Linked DNA regions of Mus musculus: regions 2 and 3 are each linked to region 1. A link is a loop called in an ENCODE intact Hi-C map of the cell type or tissue named here. Cell type or tissue: left cerebral cortex. All regions are shown on one strand.

The links. Peaks named below come from ENCODE experiments on the same cell type or tissue, not always from the same donor. Only the 100,000 strongest peaks of a DNase experiment are listed, where the experiment ranks them.
Region 2: a loop joins it to region 1, with 2.6 times the contacts of the local background. A loop is called at or near these places in 2 of 42 quality-filtered maps.
Region 3: a loop joins it to region 1, with 1.9 times the contacts of the local background. A loop is called at or near these places in 2 of 42 quality-filtered maps.

What each region holds. Positions count from the first base shown.
Region 1 is chr2:49,618,206-49,620,705 of GRCm38, forward strand. It overlaps Kif5c (kinesin family member 5C), which reads left to right and starts at 1,081. Exons shown (of 26, transcript NM_008449.3): 1 at 1,081-1,582. The coding sequence starts at 1,457. In left cerebral cortex, a CTCF peak has its summit at 1,006; DNase peaks (open chromatin) are centred at 1,068, 1,788 and 2,163; H3K4me3 peaks cover 1,746 bases; H3K27ac peaks cover 1,640 bases.
Region 2 is chr2:49,694,054-49,696,553 of GRCm38, forward strand. Kif5c (kinesin family member 5C) reads left to right here. Exons shown (of 26, transcript NM_008449.3): 6 at 1-2; 7 at 715-802. Among named protein-coding and RNA genes, the nearest start is that of Gm46738, 52 kb to the right of the region's middle. In left cerebral cortex, no CTCF peak of the experiment used is centred here; DNase peaks (open chromatin) are centred at 1,256, 1,548 and 2,141; H3K27ac peaks cover 1,346 bases.
Region 3 is chr2:49,678,483-49,680,982 of GRCm38, forward strand. It overlaps Kif5c (kinesin family member 5C), which reads left to right. Exons shown (of 26, transcript NM_008449.3): 3 at 1,683-1,756. Among named protein-coding and RNA genes, the nearest start is that of Kif5c, 60 kb to the left of the region's middle. In left cerebral cortex, no CTCF peak of the experiment used is centred here; a DNase peak (open chromatin) is centred at 1,151.

The sequences.
Region 1 (2,500 bases):
GCTTGGCAGTTTAGTAGCTTCTTGAATATAGCAAAGCAAGTTGTGCTCTTCTAAGCTCTTCATTTGTTTCAGTGGCTTTGGCCATGTTCCTATTATCTTCCATAGGGCCCCCGAGATACTTACTGATTGATGGATGGGAATGAACCAGTTCGGCAGGGCAAATGGCCCTGAGCCAATATCAGAAACAAAGCAGGACAAGTGGAATAGAAGAAGTCACAAGCAGTTAGAATCTGTTAGATTGTAAGCATGGATGTTATAGGAGAGGAGGGAGCCTACAGTAAGAAGAGAGACCTGTATGAGAACCTAGGCTTGTCTTAGATTTGATCTTCTATACAATCTGTTCATTTCTGCAGGATTCTAAACATCATTAGAAATTGATCTATGATTGCTTATAACAGAGCTCCTGTTTTCTTTCCCCCTTTTTCTTGTTTTTGTTTTCTTTTTCCTTTTTTCTTGTTTTTGATTTTGGGATTTTTTTGTCCCAAGTTGCCTTCTGAACGCTGGGATTCCAAGCATGCACCGCCACGCGACACTGAAATGTTCCTGACTTAGGACTCAAAAAACCGACTTCAACCCTCAAGCTCTAAAGTAGCATGCTAAATACGTGGGTGTGTGAATTTGTTTTCTGACTTAGCGTTGCAGTGATAAAATCCTTGATTTTGATCGGATGTGAACAATTTTGAATTACCTATGTTCAAGCATTTCCTTTATAACTGGCTTCCATGCAAATCTCATTTCCTTCCTGCTTTCCCTAGGACTCTTGCAAAAACTCTACAACACAGGGAAACGCTCTGTGGCTGTTCAGTTGTACACTGTGCTGATAAGTATTTTTCCTTTCAGGAAAAGATGTGACCTGGTTTTTTATAGAGTTTAGCTGGGAATATTAACTATGACTTCCATTCTGTTCTTGGCTTGTGGAGCCCCATCAGTCCTGCAGTTCCCGGGGGTCCTCTCAAGCTAATCCAAGCCTTGCCCTCCCACCTGCAGGTAGAGTGGCGACTACAAGTCCCGGGATGCGCCGCGCTTACACCCAGGGTGAGGCGGATCTCTGCAGTGACGTCACCGTGCCGAGGCGGGGCAGAGGGGCGGGCCTGGAGGTGCCGGAGCACGGTGGTGCTGATGCAGGATGGCTGAGCGCGACCGAGCCCGGGAGGTCTGAGCCGGGCGGGGATTGCTCCCTGAGCATCGCCTAGTCCGCCCGCCTCGTGGTTGCGGGCAGGTGGGCCGGGGGCGCAGGACCGGGCTGGAGGTCAGCAGCAGGGCGGCCCACCTGATACGCTGCTCTCCTTCCCGGCGGCGGAGCTGCGGGGCGTCCAGCGCAGGCTTGAGATGACCTGCTGAGAAGCTGCGGGAGGCGGCCTAGCAGCGGGCAGCGGTTGGTTCGCGGCCTCCTCGGTGGCGCTGCCCAGCCGGGCCCCCCACCCCATCCCTGTGCCCCCTCCTGCTGCGGCCCGAGATGGCGGATCCAGCCGAATGCAGCATCAAAGTGATGTGCCGGTTCCGGCCCCTCAACGAAGCGGAGATCCTCCGCGGGGACAAATTCATCCCCAAATTCAAAGGCGAGGAGACGGTGGTGATCGGGGTAAGTGGCCTTGGTGTCTTGCCCCTCCTCCGGCTTTGCACCATAGCCTGAGTGGGGATCTTCCGGACGCTACCTCCGACATCCCAGCGGGGCTGGGTTCGCGGGTGGATCGTAAAAGAGCCCTTGCCTGGTGACTCCCCCGCGGCGGTGGTGGCGCGGGGCGGCGGGGGAGTGCGAGGTCCGCCATTGTTCGCGGGTGGGGGCTCGGGTGGGCCTATTGTTCCCACTCTAGCCGCCGCGTGGGCAGTGTTTAGGCTTGCCAGCAAGTAGGGATGCCCAGGTCTTGGTCAAAAGTGTCAGCTCCACAACCCACAGATGCATCCAGGCATTCCAGGGTTCGATTTGTCTCAAGACCTTAGTCAAAAAGGTATGGAGGAAAGGTGCAAGAAAAACAAAATCTCCTGGGCCCTCCATAGGCGGTTTCACCTTGCTCTCTTGTGGAAGGTGAGGAGTGCTCTTGGTGTCTCTGGGAGGTCTCTTATGTTTCCTGCTTCCTATCATCCCAATTGTCCTGGATTTGTGCTTTCTGTGGACTACCCCCACCCCCACCAGGTCCTTTCTCCCTAGTGTCTGCAGATAGACTCATATGCTTCGTTCTAGATGGAGAGCAGATTCTCGAATCTGCTAAGAGAGGGAGTTCCCAAATAACCCTCTGTATCAAGAGCAGAAGTTACTTAAGCAAATCCAGAGTCTCCCTTTTGATCACCTTTCCCCACCTTTCCTCCCACAGTGTTTTCCCCAACTTAGCTCCTTCTCTGCAGCCTGGCTACGGGGAAAGGGAGGGAATACTCCCTTACAGTTCTTAAGGGAGTACACCAAAGGAAATAAACTAGTTTTGTCCGCGCCCCCTTTCTTAACCTGCTCTCCCTAGAGTGTGTGTCTCATGGTGCCCTCTTTGTATTCGAGCCGCGTGGAGAG
Region 2 (2,500 bases), 76 kb after region 1:
AGGTATGCAAAGACTTGGGGCAATGCAGCTAACTTTTCTCTGGTCTGTGCAAATACTGCATGAGATGCTATAAAGAGTATCCAAAGGCATAGTTTATCTATAACATTGATATAAGTATAAAAAACCCCAACAGCCAGTATTTAGGTTCTTCAACTGTAGCTTTCCTGTATGTAAATTATTATTATTATTATTATTATTTGTTGCTGAGAATCTAATCCAGTGCTTCATGTATAAGTTATGAGCTATTATACTCAGCCCTCTTTATGAAATCTATTATTTAAGTACTACTACTTAGTATATAAAAGAGGTTTTGGGATTGAATGCAGTGGTGTATGCTCTGAACCTCACCGAAGCCTATTGTGGCCTTGTCTATTGTGCTGAAATGATGAATGATGGAGGGTGAGGCAGTACATTCTCATTTCCTCCCCTCTCATAAGTTTTCTTCTTTTAATTTCTGGCTCCTGAAAGCATTGCTTTAGGGTATGAACAGGAGCTTAAAAAGCATTTCTTCCAGCTTTCCCAGGGCTGGCTGGCTCATACTTCTCTTTAATGTAGAATCCAAGCCCCAGGCAAGGGGGAAGCACTGTTGGTCAGCATCATTGCCTTTCTGTTTAGCTGTACCTTTAGGGGGAGAAAGGATGCTTAGCTGCTTTGAGATGCTGTTGCTTTGCAACCGCTGTAATGGCCAACCTGCCCTACCTTTGACTCTTGCAGGGGTGCACCGAGAGGTTTGTGTCAAGCCCGGAGGAGGTCATGGATGTGATCGATGAGGGCAAAGCAAACCGACACGTGGCTGTGACAAGTAAGTGTGTGTGTGTGTGTGTGGGGGGGGGAGGTGATGTCTATGCTGTTACATAGCACGGCAGTATCTGCCCTCTGTGCAGGACAGCTGGGTGACGAGGATGTGAGGGAAGGTAGCAGAGAGCAGCGAGCAGGCAGAGCCCAGGCCCTGTGCTGCGTGAGTGTATGCAGCACTCTGAGGTCTTGAAGAATTGCCTGAGATTCCTTGGGTTCTGATCAAAGTCTTAGAAAGAAAATCCAAGTTACTAAATTCATGCCAAACACAAGGAAAAACAGTTGGGGCTCTACCTCTGTAGAGAGAGAATAATGCAAAGAGGGCATCAGAGCAGAGCAGGCGGCTTCCAAGGAGTCCCTGAAGCTGGAGAGCTCACAGCAGGCACACTCACATGAGCTAAGATGCCTGTCTCATCCCGGGGAGCTGCACGTGTTTATCAGCAAGGCAGAGGCTCCTTAAATTGACTAGCACTGTCCTTTCAGAGGGATGTGGGCAGAGGAGTGTAAGTTCACTCAGAGCTGAAGGAACTAAGAATTTCAAGTTCGGAAGAGAAAAAAAAAATCAGGAGAGGATGTGTGCGCTGCAGTTCATTGATGCTCTGGGTTCTGATGTTGAGGAAGATGCAATGTGCTGCAGGCTAGGCACGCAGGCTTGACCAACTGTCAGGACTCTAAGCCTGGGAGCTGCCCCAGGAAAAGCCTGCTGCTGAGGAAGGGAGCGAAGGTATTGTATAGAAGAGATTCAAGCAGTAGTTGGTGGCTGGTCTAGACCCTTCTAGGAGCAGGTCTGAGGCTCCTGTGTGAATGGGCTCCAGCTCTGTGACTCAGAATCCTCTTCTACACCCACAGCCTGTGAAATGATGCTTGTATATGCATCAGTTTTCAGAGCTGACCTAGGCTTGTGTGCTGTGTAGGAAACACTGCTTCTTGCTGTTCTGCCCGAAACCCAAATGTACATGACAAACCTTTCTTGCTGTGTTTCCTAAGCTGCCAGTCATGAATTATTTACACTGTACCTGCTTCAGAGCCGAGCATGTCGAATGTTACTAGTGTCCTTAGCATTCTGTCAGGGTTTTTTTCCCACATTATTTGTACATGTGTGTGTGTGTGTGTGTGTATGTATGTATGTATGTATGTATGTATGTATGTATGTGTTTGTGCACGAGCGTGGGCATGTGTGCGTGCTCACGTGTGTACGCATGCTATGTAGATAAGCACATGGAAGCTAGGGAGAACCTACTCTTGAAAGTTTTCCTCTAACGTGTGGGTCTTGGAAATTGCCCTGGGATGCCAGGCTTGACAGCGAGCATCTTCACCCATTGAGTCATCGTACCAGCTCCGGTTTCTATTTTAGTGGGGTGAGTATATTTAACAGTGCTCTGTTGCTAAGTCCATTTGCATTGTGGGCAACATCTGACCGTGTGTCGCCACAATGCTCCATCTTCCCCAGCTGAGACCTGAACTCGGGGACCTTTGCAGCGGGTGCTTTACAGGCTGTCCCATCTCCCCAGCTCCGGTTTTAATTTTCAAGATCAGCTTGACTATTCAGGATGCTGTGAGAGTTTGTAGACTTTTAAAAGTTTAGGGTAGACTTTTCTACTTTTGTAGATAATATCATTGAGATTTTGATACAGTTGTATTTGGATAGATTATTTTGGCTTATATATGTGCATGTTTTGTGTGCCTGTGTGTATTTTATGTATGT
Region 3 (2,500 bases), 60 kb after region 1:
TGGACGTAGGCTCTGGAGTCAGGTTCCTTTAGGGTGCGGCAGGTTGCCACACTTCAGAAGAAAGGAGCGAGGTCAGAAGCTGGCTGGATGTTGGCCCAGACCAGTAAATCCTAGAGCACGACCTACACAGGAGTGTGAGGGAGGAAGGGCCTCAGTCTGAGGAGAGGTGTTTAGTTTCTAGTAAATAAAAAGCTTTCTGTTGTGACAGTGCCTGGCGTTCCAACGGCCTGAAGTTGTTTGCGTTGTGAGCATTGAACTTTAAAATCTCAACTGTAGGATGGAACCTCTTTCTTTGGGTCCCTCAAAGTACATGCTCATCATGTTCATGCTAGTGTGGAGGCGCACCACGCTGGCACTCTGACCCCAGCCCCAGGGGGATCTTTTCTCTGGGAGTTGACATTTTCATGGAAACTGAAGCTTAAACCTCTAACCCTAACACTGACTTCTTCAGTTTTCTCTCTCTTCTTTCTGCTGTTACTAGGGAAACCGCTTTCAAAAACCATTTGTAGAAGACAGATACATGTGAGTGCTCCCTTCCCCCATCTCGATACTTTTCTTCTCTGATCCCAAGTCATATTGTAACAATCTCAGAATAGTAAAATAGGTATGCTTTTTTTTTTCTTTTTTTCCTTTTGTAAACCTAGCAAGAAAAACAAACCACCATCAACACCCCCCCACCACCACCACAGTCAGCACAAACAGGTTCAGAGAGGAGAGGGAACCACCCCAATCTGAAATACATGGAGGTGACGGCCTGGCACACTTTCTCACATGGCCCCAAGTAGCATCCTCTATTCAGGGCACTTCTTGCCCTCACCATCAACCACATTAAGAATTCCTCCCTTGGTGCAGAGTGGTGGGTCAAGGATATTAATTATGCATTGTTTCCCTTTCTGTGATGGTTGTAGAGAGGAGGGGGAGGCAGGAGGGAATATGTTTTAATCACCTCTGCTGCTCTGAAAGAATTCCCACCGATGATCTTCAGCTCTGCAACATAAAGCAGCCCCCACCCGCACGGCTCCCCTCCTCCCTGTGTGAAACCGAAGCCAGCCTGCCTCGCGTGTGGGCTTTCACCGTGCACTTATTGTGTAATTAAGAGAAATTCCTGATGCTGATGGGTCCAGGCTATCCTCCTAGTGAGGCAGTGAAAGAAAACCAGAGGCATTAAATTTAAGTCAGGCCTGCTAGTTTCCAGGGTGATTGGAGCTCGGTTTGCAGTGTGGTGCCTTTCGCTCCCCTAGTTCTAGTCTGTTGTGATGGGACTTCCGTGAGGCCTTCATGGGAAATGGTCCAAAGGATCCAGAGTTAAGCTGACCGAGACCAAACCTTCAGGCACCACATTCTATTCTAATCTCCAGAAACTGCAAGTCTGCTGGCTTTTCCTCTCCAAGAATCTCAAGAGACTAACACCTAGGCGAAAGCTTCACGTAGCCGAAAAAGACTCTTCCCCTGGAGTCCCGCAGTCTGCAGAAATGAGAGACCCTTTCTCCTTATTTGTGGGACAGCAGACTCTCCTTTCTTTTCTTATTTCACAATCATACTTAAAGCACATGCAGTTGGCACATATCATTTTTGTAAGAAGACAGAGATGGGCCATTAGGAACTGCAACCTTACATCATACAACCAAGGCCAGTGTAGGAGCAGCATAATGAATTAATGTTCATCTCTCTTGTGCTTGCAGATGTCCTTGAGGGTTATAATGGAACAATTTTTGCATATGGGCAGACTTCATCAGGAAAAACTCATACCATGGAGGTAAGTTTGCACTGTCGGTGTCTGAGGTGTGAGAGCGTCAGCAAAGCGTGAGATGGGTGTGACAGCAGAGGTGGTTAGGTTCAGCCAGACTCTTCTGTCCTTGGGGAGTTTTAAAGTGCCAATGAGCAGTAAAATCTCAAGAATTTAGTTTTTAAAAAACCTTGGTTGAGCTGTCTGTCCAAGTGAAAAAATAAATTTCATTTAAAAAAATAGTCAGATAGCTTTTGGCTGCCACAGCCATCTTCCAGTAACTCACCAAAATGATGAACACAAAGGGAAAGAGGAGAGGCACCTATGTTCTCTAGGCCTTTTAGGAAACATGGCATTGTTCCTTTGGCCACATACATGTGAATCTACAAAAAGGATGATATTGTAAACATAAAGGGAATGGGCACTGTTCAAAAAGGAATGCCCCATAAGTGCTACCGCGGCAAAACTGGAAGAGTCTACAATGTCACCCAGCATGCCGTGGGCATCATTGTAAATAAGCAAGTTAAGGGCAAAATTCTGGCCAAGAGGATCAATGTGCGGATTGAACACATCAAGCACTTGAAGAGCAAAGACAGCTTCCTGAAGTGGGTGAAGGAGAACGACCAGAAGAAAAAGGAAGCCAAAGAGAAGGGCGCCTGGGTTCAGCTGAAGCGCCAGCCTGCGCCACGCAGAGAAGCGCACTCTGTGAGGACTAACGGAAAAGAGCCTGAGCTGTTGGAGCCCATTCCATATGAATTCATGGCCTAATGTACA